Linked DNA regions of Homo sapiens: region 1 is linked to region 2. A link is an interaction called in ENCODE POLR2A ChIA-PET data of the cell type or tissue named here. Cell type or tissue: PC-9. All regions are shown on one strand. Each heading gives the region's core, and the rest is flanking DNA. Links, peaks and the distances in the headings are about the cores only.

Region 1 (10,183 bases), core at 3,189-8,188, 260 kb after region 2:
AGTGTGTTTTGGGGCCCACCTACTGCTTTATGGTAAAGCTGTGTGGCATGGATGAAAATACATTTCCCGCTTGGCATTCTGCGTGAGATGGGCACAGAAACAGCACACTTGACTTGAGAAGACTTTGGGAATCTGTCCCCTGAGCCCTTTCTTTTGTCCTGACAACTGTCACTTGGACACGTGACAGTCGTGTGTGGATGTGAGTAAATGTGATTTAGGCAGTGCTTGATTGATAGGTTCAATGGTCTGCAGCTGGTGCTGCCTGCCTCGGTGGCCTTTGAACGTCTTCTCTCTTTGGACGGCTGTCCTCCAACGAAGGAGGGGCAGCCGTGAAATATCAGGAGACAGCACCGGGCACTGCATGTTGGGGATCACAAAGACAGTGAGGTTTCTCTGGGGAAGCTGCAGGCACCATGATGCGAGGTGTCACAACATGTGAGCAAAGGAGTTTCTAGCTCAGCCAGGTGACATTTGACACATGTGGGATCCAGGACGTGGCCCTCCCCTGGGTGCAGGACTCACTTCTGCCCGAGGGCAGGGCTGTCTGGCAGGTCCCAGGGAAGGGGCTGGGAGCATCCTCTACGTGTTGCCTTCACTCTGGGTTGGAGCCTATGTATCTGAGAAATGGGATTTGCTGTCAAAAGGCTCCAGGAATGCCCATTGTGAGAGACTGTGGCTGCAGATACCTCACAGCCTGCAGTCAAGTGCTGCCTCTGGGTCCCGGGAGCCTTCAGGCAGAGCAGCGTTTGCCAAGGGTCACGACGGCTGTGTTCCGTGGTGAGTCCATGCACAGATGCAGTGTCGCTGGTGCCGCACAGCAAAGGAAGGCGTTCAACCACTGTGCACCTCAGTCCACTCCTCACCTGAGGCAACTCACGGGTGCTGGTGGTTCCAGAATGGCTATGCGGCGACACTCTGCGGTTGAGGAAGAGGGGTCCAGAGATGAAACAAACTGCATCGCCAGGTGGCTTAAGCAAGAAAAGCCACATTTCTGTCCCCACTGGAAGCACAGCTTTCCCATTCTTTTGAGAAGCTCCGAGCATATTAGCAACAGTTCACAGCTGCCTTCAGATTCCCTGCTTTTCCTTGCCTGAGGCCTCTGGCAAATCTTCCCTTCGAGGCTCACATTTTCTATACTTGATCTCACTCAGAGGTGAATTTTCTTCAATTTTCTGTTTGTCTGAATGAGATGTGCTCAGCTTCGAGGTGCTATTGAGAATAAGAACAAAGCATCTCTTTGTCTTCAGAGCACTTTCCCTGGCAGCTCTGGACAGCTCGGATTCTGAATATTAACTTTTCCCAATGCTTCAGTTGTTATTAAAGTAGAAGTCTTGGTCCATCTCCACCTTGAATCTAATGTTTGTAGAAAGATTCATGTTAGCCCACATGTAGAACTCGATTTATAGGCAAGAGACCTTGAAACTCTTTGAATTCAAATGTTGGAAGCCTTCAATGAAATGGAAGAAAAAAGTGAGGACTTTTTTTTTTCTTTTCTTTTTTTTTAGATGGAGTTTAGCTCTTGTTGCATAGGCTGGAGTGAAATGGCATGACCTCGGCTCACTGCCACCTCTGCCTCCCGGGTTCAAGCGATTTTCCTGCCTCAGCCTCCTGAGTAGCTGGGATTACAGGCGCCCGCCACCACACCTGGCTAATTTTTTGTATTTTTAGTAGAGACGGGGTTTTGGCCCCATGTTGGCCAGGCTGGTCTCGAACTCCTGACCTCAGGTGATCCACCTGCCTCGGCCTTCCAAAGTGTTGGGATTACAGGCGTGAGCTACTGTGCCAGGCCAAAAGTCAGTACATTCTGTTTTTAGGAGAAAGAGGAAAAGCATGAGGAATCAAATTTATCTTGAGGATAATTAAAAGAAAGAAAACTCTGACACATTTAGTCCAATGTCTATAGATATCTCTATAGCTACCTGTTTGGTGCTGTGGGAATGTTTCTTTCCCTAGTCCTCTGGGACCACTCAAGATATGTGATTATAAAATAAATCCCTTCCTTTGCAAATCAAGGCAGACAAGTGAATTAAAATATTTTGAATGAGAAAGTTGGAAAAAAAAGTTTTCTGGGTAGCTCCACTTTTCCAGAAAATTCTATCCATGAACTGCATGTCCCCAGGCACTGTGATTTCTGGCACATTTGTCCATCTGTGGTTGGCTTGCAGCCATGAGCCTAAGGACGTGGAAGAAGATTTTCATTGTCTTCCTGAGAGTCCGGAGTCTCTCTAGTGATGCACGGGATGCTCTTGTCTTCCTTACTGGACTGGTCAACTTTGGTGCTTAGAACTGGATGGGTCTGTCCTTACAGCCCTGCCTGGGATGGGGTGCAGGGGAAGGGCACCACTAACTGTCAGGAGCCTGCCCCTCGGATCACCTTCCAGATGCAGCATCCCGACAAAATGCCACGAAGGTGGTTTTTTCCTAAAAGCCAGGAAGCATAACTTGGTCTTTGTGGTCATCCCGCTTCTGGTAGGTCATGTCGTGCTAAGTACTGAGTAGAAAAGTGGACAGTTTTTTCAACACATATGCCCCTTAAAGAAATTCTCAGCAAACAAGAACACATGGAACATCTTAGAAAATTAATTAATTCACCTCAAATCCTCCTCCTCCGATGCATATGTAATACTGAGCGTCTATTGCTAAAAATCAGACGAATGCACATGTTGTAGATATAAACCAGTAGGAGACAACTTTGGGGAAAATTTTTAAAACAAAACATATTCCGATGTGTTTGAATTATGCATTGTGAAGATATTCAGACTTTCCATGACTGAGGCAGCCATGATTGCTGTTTGTTTTTAAGGGCAACACACGTTTCAAAGATTTTGTTTTGTTCTGTTTGTTTTTCCTACAGAGCTAGGATTTGCAAGACAAATATGGCTTATACTTTAGAGGAATGGGATTCGAAGATGGAGAAATAAAACGCCAAAATCAAAAAAATTTTATGAATGTCATTTCTTTCTGATATCATGATAATTCTCATTACAATAAAAAGAACCTGTGAGATGATTCCATTTCTGGTGAGCGGAAAGTGCCGAGCGACTCTCCTTCTCAAGGAAGGTTGAGGTACAAGGGCAAGCTTTTGTACTTGGATTTAAAAGAGAAGTTCTAGTTTTAAATTCTTGGTCTGCTGTTAACCAGCTGTAAATGTTGGGAAGTCATTTTCTTCATCTGTAAAATGCGTAAAAGGAATATTTGTCTTATAGGATTTTTGCACTTTGAAATCCAACTATGCAACTCATTATTTCTTTCAACTGTGGCCACATTCAGGATCCCATGGTGTACTAAAATCTCTTTGAATCAGAAAGCAAAGAAGAAGGAAGAAACATTGGCGTTTTCCCTGTCTCCAGCATGGCTGTAGGATGCAGAGTGATTGAAAATGGACATTTATTAAGATGATTAATGTGTGCCCTCGGTTCTACGAGATTGTCTGTATAAATTGTCTTTCCCTATTCAGTCTTTGTAATTTGCGCCTTCTCTATTTTTCGGTAGATATTTTTTGCATTTGGGGAGGTTTACTTTTTTTTTTTTTTTTTTTTATAAAGTTTGCCTTTATAGTAAGACTTTCATACAATACCATTTGCATTAGACGAAGGCCTAGTCATGAGAAAATCACATCCGTTAACTGACCAGGGAGCATTTACTCTAATTATTAACTCGGAAAAGAGAAGAGCTCCTAATGGATAAAGAGCACACGGGACAGCTGTGCAGGGAGCAAGTACCGCCTCCAGGGCTAAGGCAGGGCCCTAGGGAAGGAACACACTGAGAAAAAGCTCCCCACCCCATGTACCCCAGGAAAGGATGTGGCGCAGCGCCACTGCATATTCTGCTCCTAGAGACCAAATTGTAAAAATAACCTGCATCAACTTGCATGTAAAAATATACTGGTGGGGCCGGGCGCGGTGGCTCACACCTGTAATCCCAGCACTTTGGGAGGCCGATGTGAGTGGATCACCTGAGGTCAAGAGTTCGAGACCAGCCTGGCCAACATGGCGAAAACCCATCTCTACTAAAAATACAAAATTAGCTGGGCATGGTGGCGGGCGCCTGTAATTCCAGCTACTCTGGAGGTTGAGGCAGGAGAATCGCTTGAGCCTGGGAGGCAGAGGTTGCAGTGAACCGGGATCACGCCATAGCACTTTAGTCTGGGTGACAGACTCAGACACTGTCTCAAAAAAAAAAAAAATACTGGTAGGAGAGAAAAAGAAAATGGTTAGGACGTCTAAATAAAAACACACAGAGGAGCAAAAATATGCAAAGCTACTTGTTTCTGTATTGGTCATGAGGCCGTAGTTGACATATTTGGCTTCCTTTGTCAATGACTTGTTCCGTATTTCCCCAGCTTTAGCTAGAACCTCTGCTCATGCTGTCCTTTGCCTAGCATAGTGACCCTGACATTCATTCATAAAGTGTCTGGATCTTTGATCCTGCGGCCTCTTCTTTGGTTGCTGTAATTTTATATCACCCTTTGCTACAGGGCATGAAAATACTAAGAGGCATCCTGGGGTCCAGACATGGTCCCTCTACTCTCTGAAGAGAGAATTTTTTCACCAAGGTGTGATGGGGCTGCTGCCCCATCGTGGGCATGCAGATGTCATTATGTTAGGAGTTTTCAGGTGAGACCATCCTGTGCAGGGGAGGACTGGACACCAAGGCCTAGATCTGGGTTTAGGAGGAGAAACGGCCACTCTATGAAAGCGCCCATCAGAGCCGCTTGCTCCAAGCCTGCTTTACCAAAGCCCTGCTGCTATTGTTTGGGGCCTCATTTCCACTGCTGCTGCTCCTGGGTCTGTTTCGCTTAGAAGCCTCCCAGATGCACAGCGTCTGGCGAGGTGGTGTCGGGGACCCCTTCTTGTGGGGAGCGCCACCCCACGGAGGGCTGGAGTCAGGAAGTGCTGATGGCCTGTCTTGTTCCAGGTTGCTTTTCAGAATCGGAACTTTCATTCCATGTACAGTTGTAGACACCCGTGGATGCCCGAAACCTCAGATAGTACCAAATCCTACATGTACTGTGCTTTTTCCTATGCATATATACCTACAATAAGCTTCATTTATAAATTAGGTGTGGTAAGGGGTTAACAATAACTAACAATAAAATAGAATAATTATAACAGTTGCCAGCATCATCACTCTGGTGTTTTAGGGCCATTATTAAGTAATATAAGGACCACTTGACAATCTGATCACTGAGACGCCTGTGAAGTGGGGTCTAGAATGTGGATGAGCTGGGTGAAGGGACAATCCCTGTCTGGGGGATGGAGTAGGTGGTGTGAGATTTCATCACACTGCTCAGAATGGCATATCATTGAAAACACATGAACTATCCATCTCTGGCACTTTCCATTTACTATTTTCAGACCTTGGTTTACCGTGGGTAACTGAAACCTCAGAAAGTGAAACTGTGGATGAGGGGGCACTGCTGTAGAAGGCAAGGTAACGCTGGGATTTGGAGGAAACTCTTAGAAGCCAGTGATGATGTGGACTTGCTCATTGATTGATTGATTGATTGATTTTTTGGTAAACTGAAAGCTACGAAGAGCCACAAATGAATGAAGACGACTGAGGCAAACTGAGCCTCTGAGTGCCCCTGGAGGGAGACTCCCTTCTCTGTGGGGTTTGCTCTGAGTGGTTAATAATCCAGGTAGAAAATCCACTGGTAGAGGTAGTGCAGGGTGGGAAGAGACCTGGGAAGGAGGCTTTGGTCCAGGTCCTAGAGCAGGCTCCAGTGTGACTCCAGGAGACTGAGATATCCAGGGGCCATCCCACACTGTGCTTCCTAAAGTCTACTTAGCGGCCCCCTCACTCACTGGATAAGAACAGTGGCTTCCTCCTCACTGAGCTTTCACTGGTGCCTTAGGCTCCACTGTTGGAGATCTAGTTGTTTTAGTCACTCTGTTGTCTCATGCTGGAGAGAAGCGACCTTTCACATGAGAGTTAGTCACTTGTCTATGGTGAGTCAGATGCTATCAGCTGCCCTTGGTGACAGGAGGCTATGGATGGATATTAATGGCTGGGAGGAGGGTCAGGAGGCCACCAGCAAGCTGAAAAGAGTGGCTTGGAGAGGTGACAGTAAGTCCTAGAAGGAGAGATGAGCCTGGGAATGTCCAACTCCATCGGCTGACAGGGCTGACCTGCTCTGCACCTGCCGTGTGAAAGGTACCTGGGTCTGAGTCAGGTCCCGTAGGGCCCAAGCACACTCACATGGACTTCCTGTTACTGGGGCTGCAAAGAGTTGCTACTTCCAACTGGAAGGGGCTCTGACCAAATTCACAGCCCTGGACCAATCTTTCTGTTTGGCTTGTAGCAAACTTGCAAATTCCTGTGAGGGGAAACAAGATTTATTTCTCATTGAAACATTCACAGAAGAATCAGGTTCAAATAATTATTCCCGACTTCACTTCCCTTTTACTCTGCGTTGCTTCACAAAGACGCACACACACGCACACAGAAATGAGTCATATGTTCAGCTTTCTGAAAGTCAAAGAGAATAAACAGATGCCACAGAGGAGATGGAAAACTGGCATTGTTTTAATAAAAACTCTGAAGACAAAGGAAGGAACAGAAACTTAAAGATTTAAAAGAGCAAATCCCAATGGTGGGTGATTCAAACATCTTTCCAATTCCCACTCCCACCCCAGGAAATGCTCCCTAAGCGTGAAGGAGGGAGGTGTCTGCAAGCTTCCTGCTGACATGGCCCGGGACAGGCAGAGTCCAAGAACAAAGGACTGGCTAAGAAAAGCATGGAGATCAAAAATACTTAAAAATATACATGGGTATGAAAAGGGTTAGACAGCTAGAAAACAAAATACAAAATGTCACCTTTGAGTAGTGAAGTTTTGGATGATTTTTATTTTCTTATTTTATATAAAATTTATAACAGGGGTCCCCAATCCCTGGGCCATGGACTGGCACTGGTACCTGTCTGTGGCCTGTTAGGAACCAGGCCTCACCGGGCCTCACGGCAGGAAGTGAGTATTGGGTAAGCGAGCAAAGCTTCATCTGTATTTACAGCTACTTCCCATCACTCACATTCTCACCTGAGCTCTACCTCCTGTCAGATCAGCCGCAGCATTAGCTTCTCGTAGGAGCACAAACCCTACTGTGAACTGCGCATGTGAAGGATCTAGGTGTGTACTCCTTACAAGAATCTAATGCCTGATGACCTGTCACTGTCTCCCATCACTCCCAGATGGGACCATCTAGTTGCAAAAAAAAAAAAAAAAAAAAAAAAAAAGCTCAGGGCTCCCACTGAATCCACATTATGGTGAGTTGTATAATTATTTCATGATATATTACAATGTAATAATAATAGAAAGTGCACAATTAATGTAATGCACCTGAATCATCCTGAAACCATCCCCCTTCCCCGGTCTGTGGAAAAATTGTCTTCCACAAAACCTGTCCCTGGTGCCAAAAAAGGTTGAGGATCGCTGTTTTATAATATACCAGTATTGCTTTGTTCATTAGAAAAATGTACAGATTATTTAATAAACAGCTAGATCACTGGCCTCATTTGACCACACAGCATAAGTAAACAACTTGCCCCAGGTCATCCAGTGCACATACCAGTCAGGCTGGTGCCAATTTTGTGCTTTGTCTGCTGTACTATACACCATAAGTGCCACCACCCTCACCCAAAGATAATGAGCCTTGCCAGCCAGAGGGGAGAAAAATCATTTGAAATGATTTTTACAGTAATTTATTGAGGTGAAATTCACATGAAATAAAACTAACAATTTTTGCCATTCAGTGGCAGGGAGTACAGTCACAAAGCTGCACAGCCACCCCCTCTACCTGGTTCTAAAACATTCCCATTGCTGCACAGCAAAACCCCTTATGCATTAAGCAGTTTTTCCCTATTCCTCAACCCCCACAGACCCTGGCAAACCCCAATCTGCATTCTGATAGGATTTTTCTTTTTAAAGGAAACATTTTAACTTTTATAAAATAATTTTGGAAGTGACTCATACTTTGTTTCAACCTCTGGAGAGGCAAATATTCTGCCATGGTCCAAAAGTGATGGGATTTCTGGGTGACCTTTTCTGGGTACAGTCTCCTTGGTGTTGGTGGGATTTCTGGCTGTTGGAGGCCGGAGCCCTGAGTCCAGAGCCCAGCAGAGGCCTGGTCTGCCAAGCCTTGGCATTCGTCACAAGCACAGGGTGTAGCACTCTCTATTATATTTACTTTTGCAGGAGACCTCTGGATTATTTAGCTCTGCAATGCTCACTGGTGAGTTCAGAACTAACAATTACTCCTAAGACAGTATGCGCATGTCAGACCATGGTTAAAAACGGACAGTGCTGACAATCTTTAGGGTTCTGTCATATCCCCCAGAAGGGCTTCAGTGTGGACCATTTCACTCCAGATAGGCTCCAAGGGGTTTGGAAACACCATCAAGAGGACATCGCATGTGAGGAATTTTTGAACCGACTGAAGGACTTTGAAAGTGAAATTTCCTGACAGGCTTAAACTTCCACATCAAACATTAGCATCTTCAATAATTTCAAACAATGGGACTATAAAGTTTGCAACTGCCTTTGGAAGGAAGAAAGTGAAACGAGCTCATCTTAGCAACTGAGGGAGAGGAGAGCAGGGAGGTGGGAGTGAAAGTGGTGGGTCCAGGAAGAGACAGGTAGAGGGAGGTGGGGCTGGCAGCCCTCATGCCAGGTAGTAAGCCTGACAGCCTCCAGGTCTGGAAGCCTGAAGTATGCAGAGGGTTCCACTACATGCCTGCTACATCCTTAACGGCCTTACACATCTCCACCAGTCAGGTGAGGACCATATTATCTCTGCTTTAGGGATAGACACGAAGACTTGGAAGGGTCTACGCTGCTCTCATAGTTTAGACTACACCCTTGCTTGGATTTCTTGTACATCAGTCCTTCCACAACACCATGATCGACAATTTCAAAATGCTTTCCAAAGCCCAGTTTGAGTACATCGCCTATCTAGTACCCTTCATCCCCATTCTCTCTTTCCCCACTTAGGCCATCACAAGACCACTATCTTGGCAAGAGTAGAGTTGCTACTGAGTACAAAGTGCATATGTTGGACTTTTTATTTCAATGTTCTAAAGGAGAAGAAAAGATGTACCAAAAAGAGAAGAAAAAGCAGGCTCCAAGCTGCTAAACCTTGGCCTGGGGACTTGTGTGTCTAGTATGATCTGTGGGCATGGCCATGGGACTCATGCTTTGCTTGTTAGTTGTCTAAAAGGAGTAGAGCAGAATCATTATAGAAGACTTGGAAAATGCAGAAAGATTATAAAGACTTACGAGGATAACTGTGAATACTTTGGGGAATCTCTTCTGGTCTTGTTTCTGTGAATATAATAATAATGTATATATTTTTACATTTTCTGAAAATGGGAAGTTATATTTTATGTTATGGTATAGGTTATGTTATGCTTAGATTTATATTATGTTTCTTGGTGACTGCCATTTTTACTAAGGGATCTATTCTGAGCATTAATGATGATTTGAAATATTCCCCTAAATCACACTTTAAAAATGATTCTATACAGTTCTATCACCTGAATTTATCAAAACTAATTATTTAATCCTTTATGTCTAGATGTTTTGGTTGGCTTTGTACATGCATCTTTCCTTTCAACCTTTTGTACTATATCCTGGGATTTTTATATCCAAAAATGTTATTATTGAATTTCATAACATAAGCAACCTATTTTCCAAGAATAATTGTAATATTTTTATTACTTTTAATAAATATTCTAACAGTATTTATTTAAACTCATTCCTTTTTAAAAACTGTTTCTATTGGTCTCCATTTTTTAACTTTTCCATATTTTTGAACTCTCAATATTGAATCTTTTTTATTCAACTATAAAATGTTGAAGTAATTTTTAGAGTATGTATGTATATATGTGTCTGTATAGACAGTTTTTGAGCCTCCATATCCAAAAGTGTCTCCATACTATCCTCATACTTGGTGGAAAGATTCTCTGGTCACAATTTTTTCCCCTCAAAGGTTTTAAAAAAATCTGAGAGTTTTAAAATTTCAGGCACTTAAGTGATATTAATTAGGAAAAGTCTCAGGTGGCTTGATTTTTTCTTTTCTTTTTAAAAACACTTTCTAGTTAAAATATGCAAATACTTGGTTTAAAAACTCAAACAAGGCCAGGCACGGTGGCTCACACCTGTAATCCAAGCACTTTGGGAGGCTGAGG
Region 2 (10,183 bases), core at 3,290-8,289:
AGTTTCTTAATCCTGAGTTCTAATTTGATTGCACTATGGTCTGAGAGACAGCTTGTCGTGATTTCTGTTCTTTTACATTTGCTGAGGAGTGTTTTACTACCAATTATGTGGTCAATTTTGGAATAAGTGCGATGTGGTGCTGAGAAGAATGTATATCTGTTGATTTGTGGTATAGAATTCTGTAGATGTCTATTAGTTCTGCTTGGTCCAGAGCTGAGTTCATCTTCACTTTCTTTATGGTGTCTTTCAATGACATTTTAAAGACATTTTTAATTTTAATCAAACTTTTCAATCTTTTCTCTTATGGTTAATGCTTTTGGCGAGTCGGTTAAGAAATCCTTCTGTATTCCAAGGTCAGAAAGATATTTACTCTTTTTAAAAAAGTAAAGCTTTGTTTTGACATGTACATGCTTAATCCACCTGGAGTTGATTTTCCTGTATTCTGTGGGACAGAAGTGTAGTTTTTTTCTCTCCTCATATGGATAACCAAGTTTTCCTCCTTTCCCCATTGATCTGCAATGCTGTCTCTGCTGAATATGAAAGTTCCATATGCGTGGAACTCTTTCTGTGTTCTCTGCCCCAGAGGTTAGCAAACTTTTTCCGTAAAAGGTCAGGTAGTAAATATTTTCAGCCATGAGAACCATGTAATCTCTGTTGCCACTACTCAACTTTGTTATTGTAGTGTAAAAGCAACCACAGGCAATATATAAATGCATGAGCGTGGCTGGTTTCCAATAGGGCTTTATTTATTTATGGACACTGAAACGTGAATTTTGTATAACTTTCATGTGCTGCAAAATATTATCCTTTAACTGGGTTTTTCAACTATTTATAAATAAAAAATCATTCTTAGCTCATGGGCTATAGAGAAATCCAGGTGGTGGGCCGGTCCACAGGCTGTAGTTTATACTGCTCCACTGGCCCGCACTGATACCACCCTGCTGTAATGACTGTAGCTTCAGAACAAGGCCTTGTGTCTGGTAGCAAAGCCCCTGCCGCCTTATGCCTCTTCTTCAGCTATGTTTTGGCAATTATTGGTCTTGTCCACTTCCATCTACATATTATAACCTGCTTATTGAGTGCCGTGAAAAACCCTCTTGGGATTTCAGTTGGAGTATTTATGAACAAAACTATCTCTCCATTTATTTAGACTTGCTTTAAAGTCTTTTAGTGAATGTTTATAATTTGATTTGTTAAGGTTGTTCGTATCTTTTGTTAGATTTATATGTGGGTATTTATAGTTTATCTGCTATTATAAATACTGTATATTTATTTAAAATTGTTTTCTAGTTGTTGATTGCTGGTAGATAGTAATGCTGTTGACTTATAACCAGCTTCATTTAAAACTGTTTGCTTTAAACGTGTCTGTTGAGTCTTTTCTGTTTTCTTCGCTGTAATAGCAGCAAACACCTAATAGGGCACGGTGTGCAGGCTCTGTTCTAAGACAGCTAATAACATAGGTCATAGTGAGACTCGGGCACTGTTGTTACCCATTTTGAAACTGGGGCATTTGGAGGTTAAGGAACGTGTCCGGGGCCGTATGAGTGGTGAGTGGCAGAGGAGTGATTCAAGCCCAGGCAATCGCACCCAGAGTCCATGCCTTTAGCCCAAGCTCCGCACCATTGTCTGTGTCATCTGAAAGTCCTGATGGCTTCATTTCCTTCTTTCCAGTCTTAGGCATTTAATTCCCTCTTACTGTTGCATTTCTGTGGCTAGGCCCTCTGCTAGAGTAGGAATAGTAATGGTGATTGTGGGTAACCTCGTTTCCTTCCTTCCTGATTTTCTTTTTTTTTTTTTTTTTTTTTTTGAGACAGGGCCTCCCTGTCACCCAGGCTGGAGTGCAGTGGTGCAATCATGGCTCACTGCAGCCTTGCTTTCCTAGGCTCAGGTGATCCTTCCTCCTCCCAAGTAGCTGGGACTGCAGGCGAGTGCCACTCTGCCTGGCTAAGTTTTTGTAGGTTCCCCCCCCACTGTGGGGCTTGGTTATTAATGCGTGTTAAATTTTACTAAATGCTTTTTCTGGGTCGATTGAGATGATTCTATTATATTCCTTAATTCACTATATGATTGTAGCTTTTCTAATATGAAACAGTCTTTACATTCCTTGGATCAAATCAATTATGGTATATTATTATTATTTTTAATCCACTGTTAAGAGTCTAGTTGCTAATTAGTATTTTTCCATTTATATTCATGAATGAAATGGACCCATAATTTTGTTTTTCTTGTATGATCCTTATTTTTTTTAGTACCAAGGTCAAGAATGAATTGAGGATATTCTTTGTTTTTATCTGTTCTGGAAGAGATTGTATATGATTGGAATGTATTTCTTGACAATTTGACAGCTTCACATGTAAAACCACCTGAGCTTGGTGTTTCTTTGTGGGAAATACTTAAACCATTGTTTTCATTTTTGTATTAATTATGAGAGTATTCAGGCTTTTTAAAATGTGTTTTCGAGTCCATTTTGACTGTCAGTTTTTTGAAAATTTTCAAGCTTATTGGAAAAAAGCTCTTGCTAGAACTCTTTAATATTTGCTCTGGATGTAGTTTAGTTTAGTTTAGTTTTTGTTTGTTTGTTTGTTTTTTGTTTGTTTGTTTTAACCAATATTACTTACTTAGGCATTTTTCTTTTTTTAAATATATTTTTCCAGAAATTTGTCTGTCTGTCTAAACCACTGGCTTTTGGCTTTGTTGTTCTCTTTTTAATCTTTGTTTTTCTTTTCATTGATATCTCCAGTTTTATTTAAATTTTCTTCCTTCTCTACTATTTTTCTTTTTAAATTTATTAAGTTGGACACCTAAGTTACTAGTTTTTATTTAGCCTTTTAAGAATCTAATGGAAACTTGTTTTATGACTATAAATTATCATGTTTTAAAAGTTAGCATTCATTCATTCACCAGCCATCTGGCACCTGCCATGTGCTAGGCACTGTTCTCGGCATTCAGTCAGAAACGAATGACAAGGTTAACAACTGTCTTTTTGGCAGCTGTTGAGATGTTCCTATATTAATAGACTTCCTAATGTTGAACAGTTCTTACACACCTCAAATAACCTTTGCCTGGCCATCATCTATTATTTACCCAATATAAAACTATATTTAATTTGCTGACATTTAAAAATAGAACTTCATCTCTATATTAAAGTGGAATTGGCCTGGAGTTTGAGAGAGAGAGAGAGAGAGTTTGTGTTTAGGTTTTAGAATCAAGGTTATGTCCATTTTATAAAATTAATTTGGGACCCTGCGTTTTTTCCTGGGCCCTAGAACAGTTTAAGTCTGATGGGTGATCTGGGTTAAGGGAACTTTGAGGCTGGGCACTTTCTTCGCAGTTTGATCTGAAGCCGGGACCCCCCCCCAGGCCCCAGGCTGCTGGGTCAGAAGCCTCTTACCATCACTTGCAAACCCAATACCATGAGGCACTCAAGTGGTTTTGCGGTCAGTCTTTGCTGACCAGTACCAGGTTGCTTCTGCTCTTGCCTTCAGGGGAGGTGGGTCAGGAGTAGAAAGGCCCCAGAGGGAGGGTCCAGTCCTTCTTTGGTGCCCTCTGTGGGACTCAGCGTTCGGTCCCCACCTCAGGCAGCCTGGCGCTGATGCTGATGCAGCCGCCCTGTGTCAGGTGCTCAGCGGAACCCCAGACTTGTTCTCCTTGTTTCCTGTCGACTCACTCTTTGGTCGTCTGTGTGTCACTGGGGGCCTGTTTTCTTGCAGTCCAAGGTTACCTGGAGGCTGCTGGTCTCTCGGGCCGGACAACCCCCACCCCATTTAAGTCCCTGCCCACGAGTCTCCTCTTCAGAGAGGCCTTTCCTGTCCACCTAGCTGTGTGGGGCCTCAGCCGCACACTCACCATCTCTGACCCGGGCTCTGCTATCCTCACAGCATTGGTCACTGACTGAGACCATGCGACTGACTGAGACCATGCAGCTGGCTGTCAGGATGCTGGTGGAGGGAAGAGTGAGGAGTGCCAGCTTCAGCAGAACTCCTTATTCTGTCTGCCTTGGCAGCCACAGACACCTGCTCGTGTGAAGGCGGCAGCGTGGTGCCATCACTTGGGTATTTGGAACTTGACCATCCTGTATGTGAATTTTCCTTTGCTCATCCAGTCCTTAGACTCACTTCTTCTATTCATAATTAATTCTGTGACACGTGTTTTCTGCCGAGGACCTCTGACCTCATGGCCACTTCCTGCTGCAGGTTTAGACGGTGGTTTCCTCCCCCGCTCACATGCCAGCCATTCAGTTCAGTGGGTCTCTTGTTGCCCAGTAACTACCTTTTATAGCTGGTATTTTTGGAGTGATTAAATATGTTAAGAATTTAGAAGGCAAAATGTGTAATAATAACACTGGAGCCAGAATGATAAGGAAATACTGTAGCAATAGGCTCAATAGAAAATGATTAATATTTTAGTAAGACATTTAAAATAGCAAATCCAATTAGTTAGTACAGAGGTGGAAATAAAAAACAAAATAATTGAATAATCACCTCACTGGCCATTTCCAGCATTGATGGAGAAAGACAATTTTAAAGTCCATTTTAAAACTTAGATTCTTTTGCTGCTGCTGCCTATGAGATGGAAAGGGATTCTAAAATGTAGAGAAAGTGAACTTTACAACCTTATGTCCTTTGAAATTTGCTTAGAGGTTCATCTGCTCAGAGACGTCTACGTATTAGAACCATTCAGAGAGTGTTTCTGAAATGCTGGTGCCCAGGCCCCTCCCCTCTCAATTAGGATCAGTCTCTGGGCAGGTGCTGGCGCTGGGTGTAAAATTGCTCCCCAGGTGACTTCGTATGCAGCTGGATCCCTACGGTGCCTTCCAGCTTCTCAGAGGGCCTCTCTGAGCCCTGCAGGAGCCACGTGGAGAAGCTGCTTACCTGGGCCCTTTGGTTCCTGTGCACAACGACTGATCCTGTTAAACCCAGAAAATATGGTGTCTTCATGCCCAGGAAGGGAAGGTCCTCTCCCCCGGGTCCCTGAGTGGTGGGGGTGTCCTCTTGGATTTGGCTAATTTGAACAGGAAGCTCTGCAGTTGAGGCAGATCTTGCAGTATCCCCCTAACCGATAGGAAACATGCACTGCTGCCCGACCCAGTGGCCCAGCCCGGCCACTCACAGCATCTTCTTCTCGAGCATGTGGATGGACTTGGAGGCTTGTTTCCAGGCTGTTGTGGAAGAAGCAGATCCTGCTCTTCCTGAGCTCAGCCTCACCCTGAGCAGCCTCAGTTACCTGTGATTCACCCCCGGCCCCAAGGTGAGATGACCCCAACAATATTTTAAAGGAAATGCCTGCATCACACCTTTTTGTCTTTGAACTCCTGAAAAATCAAAATAACAGAAACACTGTTGTAAAGTGATTAGAAGAATGCAAGAAAATGAGGTAAAAGCATGTTAGCAACCTTCATTTTCATGAAGGTGTGTGAGTCAATGTTTAAATGTGAGTGCTGTAGCCATAAAACAAAGATGGAGAGCAAGGATCCTTCCTGGGAATATCTTCCATAGAGACTTAAGTTCTTTTGAGTGCTTGAAACCAGTTTTTCCAGATCTCTATTGAGTCTGACTCATTTGTTTTGGTTTCCTGAGGATACTCTCAAAAGGCTTCATCTGTCCTATTTACAGAATAGCAACTATTTTTCTTGCCACAATGACGGGATTTGGGTAGGATGCTTGGGTTTTTTTTTTTTTAATTATTTATTTATTTATTTTTTTTTTTTTCAGAATTCTGTTTCCATGGAACTCCTGGGTCAGCTAGGGTAGCTTGAACCCAAGTTTATCTTCCCCCTCTCAGAATCCCAGTGAAATGAATGGAACATAAAAATGGGGCAAAAACCAGTGAGGGTTGCACCCGCATTCCAGAAACTTTAGAAAAGTTTCTTTGGGACTTGCAGATGGGGCTGGATTCGAGGAGGGCCTGTAGGGCCCACTGAACCCCACTGACACCCTTGGAGGGGGCCATAGGCATGGGTGGCGGGTGGGGTGCTCTTTGATTCTTGTTCCCTGCTGTGGCTCAGTGGCATTTGGAAGTGGGCCCTGAGGAACTCCCAGGTTCAGGCAGGCTTGCCACCACGCTGGAGGCCGGGAAGGTGGGGGCCAGTCCTGTGCCTGCAAGCAGCACTGTGTGGAAGGATGCTGGCCAGGGGCTCCTCCAGTCACTGAAGAGAGATGGACCAAAGTTCCCTTGTAGACACCACCCTGATGGGCCACTGCCCTGCACTTGTCCCTGATGGGATCCTCGAAAATGGGTATAAACATTCATTTGCACCACTGTTACAGGTAGTGAGCAGAGAGAGGGTTCATGAAGCACCTCACGTGAGCAGAACTGACGGGGACCTTTGAGGAAAGCTCATCGTGGGCATGGGGTGGGATACTTCTGTAAATATGTTCATCATGCTCTACGAATTTAAAAAATGCCAATGATTAAGCGAAAAGCAAAAAAATGACATGAAGACAGGCTGAGAAGGAAAGGGGCTGGCGGGTAGGAAGCCACAGATGGGGAAGAGGAGCGCGCTGAGTCAAGGAGGGACTGTTACAGAAGCACACGGATGTGATCAGAGGAACAAAGTATTTACCTGAAGCCGTAAAGAAGCAGAATCGACACAACAGAATAAGCAACCAGTGATGTTTGGGGCAAACTTGAGAAGCCTTTCCAGAATATGAAGGAGGAAACACCAAAGCCATGGGGACATGTGAGAGAGGAGATGACAGAAAGGGGACAGAGAGCCCGGGTGTGATGGTTGGCATTCATAAGGAGGATACGAAAACAGGCGAAACAGATGCCACAGTGGTTCTCCTGCATGGAAGACCTGAGTATGCAGACAGGAAGGCACTCCCTGAGTGTCAGCTAAAAAGTACCAATATGATACTGAGACACATCCTGGTGGAATCGTTGACTGTCAAGGATAAGAAAAGAGCTCTGCAAAGGACCCAGCCAAAAAAGCTGATAAAAGAACAAAAATCAGATTGACCACAAACTTTTGCAACATTAAATGTTGAAAGAATCCAGAAAAATTTCACGATTGTAAAGGAAACATTGCAACAGAAGAACTTTATATAGCAGCTTAAGTTGTCATTTGCATCTGGAGGCAGTGAAATGGTGTGTTCAGATCAGCAGGTCGGGGAGGATGAGGGACATGTGGATGTCTGCCTCCAGGCAGGCCTTTTCCTGGGAGCGGCACGTCTTCCCTTGGCACCCCATAGATGTCTGAGGCTCAGCAGCTCACAGTCGAGTGTCACCAGCTTCCTCCCAGACAGACCTCCTTTGCTGGCTCAGCATAGGGCATCACTGTCCCCCAAGTTGCTCAAGAGAGTCCCACCCCTCCCTCCCTGCCCCTCCATCTCTCATAAAGCAAGAAGCCTGCATGCTTCTCTCTAGTCCTGCTGCCACCCTCTCCTGCCTTCATCAGTTCCCTGGACGGTTGGTCACAAGAGCCTCGTTGCCTCCTCTCTCTCTCCCCCAAGTTGGAAGCCACGTGTTTTTATTAAAACTTTGATCTCATTAGGTTTCTGTGCTCCTGAAATCCCTTTGTTGGCTTTTTATCGCCCATAGGATCAAGTCCGAAATCCTCACCACTCTCGGGCTCCAGCCACCTCCCTGCCTGTCTCTACACACTGTCCTCCAGCCTGCAGCCTTCCCTTGGCTTCCGGAACCTGCTGGTGGTTTTCACCTCTGAGGAAGTCTGCACCCAGCTCTCCCCTTTGTCTGGAATACTCACCCACTATAGGCCCACCTGCTGTAGGCTGCCCTCCAGGCAGTCTCCTACCACCCAGACTGTGTGGGGCTCCTCTTCCATTCCCCCATCTCCTTGGTGTCTCGGCAACTTGAATCAAACTTGCGGGTCTCTTTTCTGACTAGATTGTGAGAGTCCCAAGGGCAGTGGGCCCGGGCCCTGGCACACAGTAGGTGCTCAGTAAGTGCTGTGAGTGTGTGGCTGCACATAGTGGTGCTGTCCAGCATAGGCCTTTGGAAACTACCTATTAATGAACAATCTGCATTGAGTCTGTCAGTCATCATCCAACAGGTGAATGCTCACTGTCCCACTGCACAGATACACCGTGGCGTTTCCCTAGGCCCCTGCTGACTTTGGTGCTGGTGTGCTTACAGGCTTTTGCTATAATTAGAAATGCTGAGATGAAAAATCTTGCCCACGTATTTTTTAGCACCTCTCTAACGTTTCCTAAGGTAAATCTCAGAAGTAGAATCTTGGGTCGTCTAGATTGTCAACATCTTTCTGTCCCATACCTGAATGTGTTCATTTCCTCATTCTAGCAAACACTGGACATCTTAATTGATTTTGGATTCCTTGCTAGGAGCTAAACCCGTTTTATTACTTTTCATGTTGCAAATTGAGGTGAATAACTTTTTGTTTGTGCTAGTTGCATTTCTCTTTTTGTGAATTCCTGTTGTTATTCTTTGCATGGTGTTCTAATTTAGTCCGTTTACACTTAGTGCAGTTGTTGATATAGGGAGGCTTAAGTCTGTCATCTTGCTCCTTGTTTCACATATCTCCCCTTATGGTTTTTGTTCCTCTTTTGCTTATTTACTGCCGTCTTTGGGGTTGACTATTTGTTAGTTTTCTACTACATTTTGTCCACTGGCTTGTTCTCTGATTCAGCTGTGGTCTTGCAGGGCCCCCCCCATCTGGATGCATCCTCCTTGGCTCAGTGGCACCCTCATGCTCCTCCATGTAGACTCAGCTCTGTGCCCTGGTCAGGCTGTCATCCCCACACAAGATCTGGGGCACTCGTGGGCTGGCCTCCTGAGTGTCCCTTGTCTCGGGGCTCTCACTTGTATGCTGCCTCCGCCCACGGCTGACAACAGTTGCCTCTGATCTTTTGTTCTGTTTTACACTTGTTTGCTAGTCTGGTTTCTCCTTTTCTAATCTGTCCAGAATCAACCTGATGTATGTATGTATGTATGTATGTATGTATGTATGTATGTATGTATATATATATATATGGAGTCTTGCTCTGTTGGCCAGGCTGGGGTGCAGTGGTGTGATCTTGGCTTACTGCAACCTCTGCCTCCTGGGTTTAAGTAATTCTCCTGCCTCAGCCTCTGGAGTAGCTGGGATTACAGATGCATGCCACCCCGCCTGGCTAATTTTTTTTTTTTTTTTTTGTATTTTTTTTTTAAATACGTTTTACCATGTTGGCCAGGCTGGTCTTGAGCTCCTGACCTTGTGATCTGCCCGCCTCAGCCTCCCAAAGTGCTGGGATTACAGGCGTGAGCCACCACGCCTGGCCTGATGTCCTTTAAAAAGGATTACAGAATCCTAAAACTCTATGGCTAGAATGGAGTTTAGAGATTTCATTTCAGCAAAGATGAAGAAATTTGAACAAAAGGTTAAGAATTGCTAGTAATTTTTTCCTAAAGCATGTATTTTATTATATAATCAAAAGTGAGATAGAATATATTCTAGGATCGAAACTCTGTTTCCTAATAGATAAATGTATTTGTGACTAGTTCCCTTAGTAGTTTCTCCAGTATTTTTTCCTTCTTCATGTAGCCATGGCCAGGGAAGAGTCAGTCATTTCAGTTAAGAAATTCAAGTCAGTTGTAGCTTTTTATTTTTCTTTCTTTCTTTATTTTTTTTTGAGATGGACTCTCGCTCTGTCCCCCAGGCTGGAGTGCAATGGTGCGATCTCGGCTCACTGCAATCTCCGCCTCCCGGGTTCATGCCATTCTCCTGCCTCAGCCTCCCGAGTAGCTGGGACTACAGGTGCCTGCCACCACGCCCGGCTAATTTTTTGTATTTTTAGTAGAGACAGGGGTTTCACCGTGTTAGCCAGGATGGTCTCGATCTCCTGACCTCGTGATCCGCCCGCCTCGGCCTCCCAAAGTGCTGGGATTACAGGCGTGAACCGCTGCGCCTGGCCTGTAGCATCGTTTAAGTGTTGACTACTTACCTTACATTTAACCAAGAAATTATTCCTGAACCGGATAAAATCACTAGTCAGTGTACTTTCTCTTAAAAATAAATGACTCATGTAAAATTCAATATCCATTATACTGAAAACCTGTAATGAACTAGGAATAGAAAACTACTTCTTTTTCATGAGAGAGAGAAAACACCTGTGTCAACAGTCAACATCGTATGTAATAGTGAGTGGCTGGAGATATTTCTACTACAGTCAGGAACAAGGGTGGGTACCATGACCCTATTTAGATATTCTACAACAGTGGTCCCCAA

Evidence for each region. Peaks named below come from ENCODE experiments on the same cell type or tissue, not always from the same donor. Only the 100,000 strongest peaks of a DNase experiment are listed, where the experiment ranks them.
Region 1: POLR2A ChIA-PET joins it to region 2 with 16 read pairs; 1 of 35 experiments calls an interaction of 5 or more read pairs at or near these places.

The regions. Positions count from the first base shown.
Region 1 is chr2:238,638,326-238,648,508 of GRCh38, forward strand. No RefSeq gene overlaps it. Among named protein-coding and RNA genes, the nearest start is that of LINC01937, 77 kb to the right of the region's middle. RefSeq lists an enhancer at 245-746. In PC-9, for the core only: no CTCF peak of the experiment used is centred there; DNase peaks (open chromatin) are centred at 5,936 and 6,446; H3K27ac peaks cover 1,742 bases.
Region 2 is chr2:238,375,447-238,385,629 of GRCh38, forward strand. The region is part of intron 15 of TRAF3IP1 (TRAF3 interacting protein 1); the gene reads left to right. Among named protein-coding and RNA genes, the nearest start is that of ASB1, 46 kb to the right of the region's middle. RefSeq lists an enhancer at 8,691-8,810. In PC-9, for the core only: no CTCF peak of the experiment used is centred there; a DNase peak (open chromatin) is centred at 5,535; H3K27ac peaks cover 1,725 bases.